Linked DNA regions of Mus musculus: region 2 is linked to region 1. A link is a contact called in ENCODE Hi-C or POLR2A ChIA-PET data. All regions are on one chromosome and are shown on one strand. The core of a region is the stretch at or near the end of the contact, and the rest is flanking DNA. Distances in the headings are between cores, read along the strand shown. Region 1 holds the start of Snhg20 (small nucleolar RNA host gene 20). Region 2 holds the start of Sec14l1 (SEC14-like lipid binding 1).

The links. Hi-C counts contacts between places; a loop is a spot of excess contacts on that map. ChIA-PET counts read pairs that join two places held with the same protein, here RNA polymerase II (POLR2A).
Region 2: a loop to region 1 is called in a map of mouse embryonic stem cell, with 2.7 times the contacts of the local background. The contact joins the promoter of Sec14l1 here to the promoter of Snhg20 in region 1. A Hi-C loop is called at or near these places in 29 of 37 maps with a recorded cell type or tissue (CH12.LX, Patski, T-helper 1 cell and 10 more). POLR2A ChIA-PET finds 5 or more read pairs at or near these places in 4 of 5 experiments (Patski and embryonic stem cell).

What each region holds. Positions count from the first base shown.
Region 1 is chr11:117,073,861-117,078,252 of GRCm38, forward strand. It overlaps Snhg20 (small nucleolar RNA host gene 20), which reads left to right and starts at 2,923. Exons shown (of 2, transcript NR_027059.1): 1 at 2,923-3,342. Mir6516 (microRNA 6516) reads left to right here and starts at 3,488; the gene lies at 3,488-3,597.
Region 2 is chr11:117,112,828-117,116,819 of GRCm38, forward strand. Sec14l1 (SEC14-like lipid binding 1) reads left to right here and starts at 2,341. Exons shown (of 16, transcript NM_001166506.2): 1 at 2,341-2,524.

The DNA.
Region 1 (4,392 bases), core at 1,673-4,172:
CAGATTTTGTTACGGAAGGTTGTAAGCCACCATGTGGTTGCTGGGATTTGAACTCGGGACCTTCGGAAGAGCAGTTGGTGCTCTTAACCACTGAGCCATCTCGCCAGCCCTAAAATGCCTTGTTTTAAGTCCTTCTTTGTTTTATTACTTTACAAACCTAAGGAAACCACTTTCATGTGGGGACAAAAAAAAGGGGGGGCGGGGAGGCCCAGGGAGAATGGGAAGGGAAAATATGCCATGTCCGGCCAGAGTGCCTGTGCTCTGGGCAGGTGGACTCAGGGAGACTGCCAGGCACTTTCCACATGGCTCCCGGTGGAGATCTAAGCCTCTGATGGGTGGAGAAGGGGCTGTCCCTGACCAGGGACCCCCGAGGCCACACCCTGTCGCCCTGGGGTTATAGGAGAGACAGGATAGGGGAAGAAGTTCCCAACACTGATCAGAGTGTGCAGCGGGTCTTGATGGAACAGAGATTTTCTATGGTTTAAGAGCTTTATTATAGAAATGCAGGGGAAAGAGAGAAGGGAGAGAGAGAGGCTAGAGAGAAAGAGAGAGAGAGGAGAAGACAAAGAGAAAGGGAAGAGGAGAGAGAAGTGAGAGGTAAGGGAACAAAGGAGTAAGAGATCAAGGTGGGGGCCTAACAGCCCCTTTTATGGTCTTCACTGTTGCTAGGTAACTGGGGAGGAGTTTAGCCTGAAGGTCAGAAGCTTGGGCCATTGCTTACACGACTACTTACCACTGACCATGCTTCTCTTGTGGAGGGTGTGGGAGGTGGTAACTTAGGCAGGAGCCAGAGTTCCAGGAGCATAAGGGAACGCCTACCATGTCATGTAGGTGAATTATGACCATCGGGGTTCAGACCTCAGCTCAACTGGATACCAGCCTGCAATTTCCCACAGACATGGACCTGAAGTAACCTGGCCCTGTGTTTCCTGAATTTTGGTCCCTCAAATTTGGCTCCAGAGCCAGGCGTGGTGGTGCATGCCTTTAATCCCAGAACTGGGGAGGCAGAGGCAGGCGGATTTCTGAGTTCGAGGCCAACCTGGTCTAGGACAGCCAGGGCTATACAGAGAAACCCCTGTCTCGAAAACAACAACAACAACAAATGGCTCCAGAATAAATTATCTCTTATTTCCTTTGGGGCAAAAGTTGTGTCTTGCGCGCGTCGGACTCGACCAGCAAGAACGACGCTGCAACAGGATCCTTCTGCACACATTTATTGGGAGAGCTTGATTGCAGAGGCGAAGAGACCCCAAGCCCAGAACTGGTGCTGCTTATATAGGCCTAGGAGAGGCGTGTCTCACACCCGGATTGGTTATGCACTACGCCTCATTTGCATGTTCCTCATCTGATTGGCTATTCTCTCTCTGTACCTCACAGAGCCTCATTATCATACCTCATTTGCATGTCTCACATCTGAGTGGTTATACTCTCAAAGCCTCATTATCATGCCCAGGCCAGGCAGTGTCTTTGCAAAAAACTTTACTGCATATGTACACATTGGTTGTTTGTCCAAACTTATGGGTGGTGGCCAGCAGTAGTCAGTGTCACTCTGCAACGGCACATGTGGCTTCCCACAGTTGTGTTTTTACATCCACAAGACTCATCTCAATAAATAAATAAAATAGCCTTCAAAGGGGGAGTCTGTATTCAGTGGTTGGATTCACATTACAGTGAAACATGCAAAAACCCTTCATTCATCTCAATGAGGTTCGTGTGTCATTTTCTTCATTTACTGAAAATACAGAGTGCACCCTCTCCTTGCCTTTCCCCGCGCCTCTAGCTGACCTGAAGATGATCTTGATTCCAGTTAGAAGGAGCCACAGCTGTAGGGGTAATGGCTGTGTGACACTTTCCCTAGGGAGATGAGACCACCTTGTTTACTAAATGACAGACCAAAGTAACAATGACACCAAATGCCCCTCCCGCCCCCATGAAGTGGCCAGTTTTCTGGGGTTACTCACAGGAGCACGGATAGCCCAAAGACACTCACATTACTAAGAGCCTAGCCCAGCATGAGTGACAGCTCAGGAGAGCTGGAAACTGGAGCTCTCTGCATGATTTGGGGCTAATTCCACAAGTTCGGAGGGTCTCTCCTCATTAAGGAGGGCGGGGCCTTGTGAATCTGGTAAGCTTTAGGAATTTTTTGAGACTTGTCACTTATTTTCCGAGTCTTAGAGTCTTAAGGACTATCCGGATCGCACTTTCTCAAGCTTCCCTCCGGGTGAGATGTTTCGGAGGAAATTACTACATAGCACCGACTTGGCCCTGGCATTATTGATCAATTTTTTTTCGTGGGATTTCCCATTGGCCCCTGGGATACCTTGGGATGATTGAAACCTGGACCTGCATGCAGGACTTGGATGCCACTTTGGAGGTTGGAGGTCTTAGCCCAGAGATGCCACATCACAGATCTAACTAACCCTTTGCTGGACCACGGTGTCATGTTCCTCGGGAGGTCTCTGCTGAAGGCATGATTCTAGATACAGTCCTGCGGCGGTCAGGTCAGAGGTGCGATTTTGGGAAGCCTTTGGATCAAGAGGGTGCTGACGTCAACGGGTATCAGTTGATACCACCTATGGGTTTATACTGTGATGGAAGGTCACACACAGGTTTGCAACAGAACCAGCTGGGTTTCAACTGCCTTTGCCACAACAGGGCTGACTGGGCTCGGGAAAGTCAACTTTTTGGTCTGCACAGGGCTGCGTGATTGATAAAGGGTCAGTGGCTAGGCTAGCTCCTGCCGCCCAAGAGTAGGGAGTCCCTCCCGCTTGCGCCCCTGTAGACGAGGTCCCACCGCCGCGTGGAACTCTGGCCGCTCTAACCGCGTCTAGAACGCGGCCCCTTTAAGGCCGACCTGGATGACCCGAAGGCCAGAGCGACCTTCTAGCGGCCGTCTCGATGGTAAATCTTCAGTTCCGGCCGGAAGTGCATTTGCAGAGCTGGTTCCGCCGGGGAGGAGAACTCGCGTGCTCCGTGCAGAGGGGATGCATCCTGCGCAGCGTGGCTCGGGGGCGCCGTGGAGCCTCCCGAAGGCGATCGTGGGATTCAGAAACCTCTCCCGGGACTCCCATGGGAGGAGGCTGACCCCGGGCCGGCACGCGATCGCGGGATGGGCTGGAGTTGTAGGAAGGCCCTAGGCCCGGGCCGCCATCGGCGGGGCACTGGCTGCTTCTGTGTTGCAGGCGCCGCACGGGTTCGTCCGCTTACACAGAATTGTATTAAATTGTCTTTTTATTTCCCCACCCAGGAAATGAACCACATCCCCCAACGACTAGACGGAAGCACGCACAAGCTCCTTCCTCCCGAGGAGCGTTTCCAGTGACTTGAGCTTGGTTGGCCCAGGTATGTCAATCCTTGGGGGTGGGACGGTGACCTGAGGCCGACGGTCTGGGAAAAGGCTCCTGTGTGGCTGTACCCGCCCGAGGTGGGTGCAGCCCCGTACCAGACAGCCCGACCTTGACCTAAAGTAAAATCCCAGAGGAGGAGGAACCTCTTCCCTGGGGTTAGAATTTGCAGTAACAGGTGTGGACATCCTAGCAGCAGTTTGGTGGTCATGTATGATACTGCAAACAGGAGCCCTGCTGAAGCTGTGGGGACTGAGCACAGTCCTCCAAAAGCAAATATTTGACCATTACTCAAGCCCCTCACTTTAGATAAAAAAGAGAAAAAAGACGTATTCATTATTTTATTTTATTTTAGAGTGTGGATGTTTGCCTGGTGCCCCCAAGGGGTCACAAGAGGGTACCAGATTTCCCAGAAGTGGCATTATAGAGTATTGTCAGCCCCGGTGTGGATGCTGGGAACTGAACCCAGGTCCTTTAAGAGGGCAACAAGTGTTCAGCTTCAATGCTGAGCCATCTCTCCAGCAACTGCACCACCCCGCTCTGAGATAGGGTCTCACTTAGCCCAGGCTGGCCTTTACTCATTAAGTAGCTGAGGGCAGCCTTTGAACTTCTAATCCTCCTTCCTCTGCCTCTGGTAGCCGCCTGGATGACCGGCATCCTCGAGCACACGTGGTTTATGGGATGTACGGATAAAGCTCAAGGCTATATGCATGCTAGGAAGTCTTCTACTCCTGGGTGTCTGTCCCACCCACGTGGAGCTTAAACAAAGATGCATACAGTTGTGACTCCAGACGTCACTGGACAAGACACCAGTACAACCCAAACAAACAGAAATCGTTCCCCAGGACTCACCTGAGCGACCGTGGGCCCCACTAGGTTGTCTCTTCAGTGTGGTTGAAGGACTGGGCGTTTGCATTTTGAGTAGCCACATGGGGCCAGTGGTCACCATTTTGAAGGTCCTGGGTGTGGCATACTTCCGGAAAAACCATGACAAGAGGAATCTGCCATAGTTCAGGCTTGTCACATGCTCTTCAGGGGCACGGGAGCC
Region 2 (3,992 bases), core at 1,091-3,590, 38 kb after region 1:
TGCATGGGGTTCCTTGGGGCAAGTCCAATCTTCATAGTCAGCGATAGTTAGCGATATCTCTAACTTCAAGTCTCTCTGTTCACAATCACTTGACAAACCACAACAGCAGCAGGGGGGAGCAGCAGCTGCCCCAGGCTCTCCCATTTATACCCTCTCCAGAGTTCCCAGAATTAAGCCATCTTGCGGCTGGCAAAAGTCACAACCCTGTCAGTACTCTAGGCAAGTCATAGTCACCTGCTGTGAAGCAGCCTCTTATCCCACACCTGGGATTAGAAGGAAAACACAGTCACATAACTGGGTTTTTGTAAGAAATCTAAACTCTCACTACACTAAGCCACACCCTCTCTCAAACATACCACGTTTCACATGTAAACACATGTTTTTATTTAAACGTGTTACTTTAGTGGGGTCTGGTGAGATGGCTGGGCAGTTTTGTTTTTGAGACAGGGTCTCACTAGGTAGACTTGGTTGGCCTGGAGCTTGCTATGAAGACCAGGCTAGTCTCTAATTCACAGAGATTCAGTGCTTCTGCCTGATGATGGCATTAAAAGCATGCAGCACCGCAGGATTATTTTGTAGCTACTCTTAGGTATTATATTACTTCACATAAAAATAAATTTCAGCATGTGCCCCGAAGGCATGTTCTCTTCAATTCTTTTCCTTCTTTCTATGTTTGTGGATGTTTTTGCCTGCCTGTATGCTTGTGCACCACTGGCATGCAGTGCCAGAGGAGGCCAGAAGAGGGCGTCAGATCTCCTGGGACTGGAGTTACAGCCAGTTGTGAGCTGCCAAGTAGGTACCGGGAATCGAATCCTGGTCCCCTGGGAGAGCAGCCACTGCAGTTGAGAGCACAGTTGTCTAAGTGAATTTCCCAACTCCTCTTAAGGTATCAGTTAGACTTCCCCTCATCTTTCTTTAGAAATCATTTGATAAAGACTATATCTGTTTTGTACCCCCGAGGTCTGTGCTTTCCAGGCTGTGAATTGGCCCCATCTTCCAGTCTCTATTTCCTGTACATTTGTGGTTCATCTATAGGTTTGTCAGAATGGTGTGTTCTGGATAAGATCATCTCAATGGGTGCTGCCATTCACTCCTACCAGGAGCTCATGTTTGTCTTTCTTTCTTTCTTTCTTTCTTTCTTTCTTTCTTTCTTCCTTTCTCTCTCTCTCTCTCTCTCTCTCTCTCTCTCTCTCTCTCTCTCTCCCTTTCTTTCTGATACAGGGTTTCTCCGCGTAGCCCCTGGCTGTCCTGGAACTCACTCTGTAGACCAGCCTGGCCTCGAACTCAGAAATCTGCCTGCCTCAGCCTCCCAAGTGCTGGGATTAAAGGCACCACTGCCCAGCTCCCACAGCATCTTTTAAAGGTGAATGTGATCCCTACACGTGGACATAAGTCATCAGCAGCCTGAGTAGCGCGGGTAGCAGTGCTGGAAAATGACGGTTTGAGTTGGAAATAAAGTGTGATCGAGCAATGAATGATATGTTTGTGTGGTGGGTAAACAGGTCCTGAAGGAAATTCCCAAACTCTTGTGTGCAAGTACAGCCATCCGGGGTGACTAATGTGAACGGAACAACAGTGACACTGATGGAGAAATTGTGTGTTGCTTCTAAAACTAGCTTTTCTGTGTGGGTGGATGCGCCAGGTGTCCGCTTATTGTCACCCGCCCGTCTTCAGGACCCCTAAATGTCTCCGTGTGTGGCTCTTAAATTTTAAAGTTGGAGACGCTGAAACGCAAGGCACACCTAGCACCCCACTTGAGGTCCCTCCCCTTAGAGCCATCCCACAGCCAGACATTCCCCAACCATCTGGACGTGTTGACAAGGGTGCTTGGGTTACACCCATCTCCTCCCCACCCTGTTCGCTCCATCACCATTACTAGGCCAGAATGCAATCAGACACTATAGCAGTGCAGGAAAAAAAAGAGGAAGCCCACGAGGAAGCACAGACGGCGCAAGCGCGCAGCATTCAAGCTGGAGGGCCGGCTTAGCTGACATTCCGTAGAGGTCCCAGTTCCCGCTCCGGCTGGAGTGCGCATTTGAATCTTTTCTGGGGTCTGTGGCTGCTAACTGCGAAGCCTCGCCCGCCGCCACGGCCCTTCCCCCTTCCCACTGACGCCAAGAGAAGGAGCCTCTGGGGCTCGCTCCGAGTCCTGGCAGACCAAGTCCTGAGCCCCTCCTACGCACGCGCAGATCTGTAACTCGCGCCGGCGCAGTACGGCCCTTAGCCAGCCCGGCGGCCGCCCCTCCCCCTCCCTAGCAACCGCCTCCTGCTCCTTCCCCCGCCCCCTCGGCCTGGTGTGCGCACGCGCGCCTCTTCCGGGCTGGCCCCTCCCTCCCCGTCACCCGTAACAACCACTCGAGCCCTCGCCGCGCCCCTCGGCCCTCCCGCCCCGGCCCCTGTCCCCGGAACCGGCGGTCGAGCGGCGGCAGCCGAGCCTGTGGCACGGCTCTCTCTTCGGGGAGCCGCCGGCATGAACGCATCCCGCCACCGCGCCGCGTCCCCGACCCGGTCCTTCTGACAAGAGGTAAGCTCGCGTCGTCGTGGAGGGTAGGAGCGCGCCCGGGTGTCAGTCCCTGGCAGGGTCCCTCTGCTGCGACGGCCCGGGGCGCTCGCCATCTCGGAGACTGCGGAGCCAGCCGGGTCCCTCCGCCGCCGCCGCCCCCTCCGTCCAGCCCCGGCCTGCAGGGAGGCGCTCCCCCGGGGCCGACCCTGGGCTGATTTTCAAATACCAATTATCATGCAACAGAGGCAGCCCCGGCCTCCTGTGCCATTTGGCGGTGGTCACTCCGGATGCCCGCGCAGGGCGTGGATCTGGACCAGACCTCCCCAAGCCAAGATCTGGCCCAAGTTCAGGGAGCTGGCGAGCAAGCTGGTCCTTCAGTGTAGTCACTTGGTTAAGAGTTTCTTAATAAAGGCATCACGCAGTGCTTGCATCTTCTCTCCTACCCGTCAGCACCCGGTAATCATCCTCCTTTTATTTGAGAGATACCCGAAAACTAATTTTCTCAATTAAAAAAATATAAACGATTCTTAGTCTCCCCTCCGCGCACCGGCGTTGTAAGGTTTACGAGAGTGAATGGAACGCGGTCTCTGCGCTCCAGGACGCGTCAGCGCCTGAATCGAGATTAATGAAGGCTTGAGTTTGGAGAACCGAGGAGTCTGGTTTGAGAGCTGGGAGTGTAAGATCGTCTCACACAGATGGAATCAGGAAAGGCGAACGGCATGCTTGAGGTCACCCAGAGTTATTAGCCATTGTAGTTTTCCAACTGTTGGAAGGTGGTTTTCCAACGTAACCTGCTCCTTCCGAGTGCTATGCCAAGCAAACATACCAGAGAAAGTTCCAGACCTGTTTAAAGCAATGTAAACATTGTAGAAGTGCAGCTCTAGATAGCAATCCTCTGAAGTCTATCAGCGTAGGGGTTTTTTGTTTGCTTTTTTAAACACCTGTAATTTGGGATACCGAGATACTGGGTTTTGAACTTTTGAATGTCTTTTGACTGTATCTAGGTAAAATAACATCCTTATTGATTGAGCCCCAGTGGGACTACTGGGCTCACTGGACTTTCTTTCCTTTTTATATTTCTGTTTGTTTTTCTCCTCCTTTAAGTAGGTGAGCAAAAGGTTCTAGATGACTCTGAACACACAAGGGTGTTTGCCCAGAAAGCCGCCCTTGCCAGCACCCGAGTGATTCTGTATGCAAAGCAAGGTTCCTTGACCTCAGACTTGAGCATGTAATTGATTGCCTTGCGGTTCTCGGGTTCTCGGCTTCAGGAGGCTGGAGGGTTTTGGAACCCCTTAGCTGGAGCTGGGCAGCCTCCCTGCTGTTTGTAGACAGTCTCTGAAATCGGAGCGAGCAATTAGAAAACAGGAAACAACAAAGTTCCCTTTGAAGCCAGCACTTAAGGAGTATCCCATTATTTAAGAAGACAGTAAGGGTCGCTTGCTCCAGCTTTTTGTGTCATCCCCAGAACGGTTGCCATAACATGTTACAT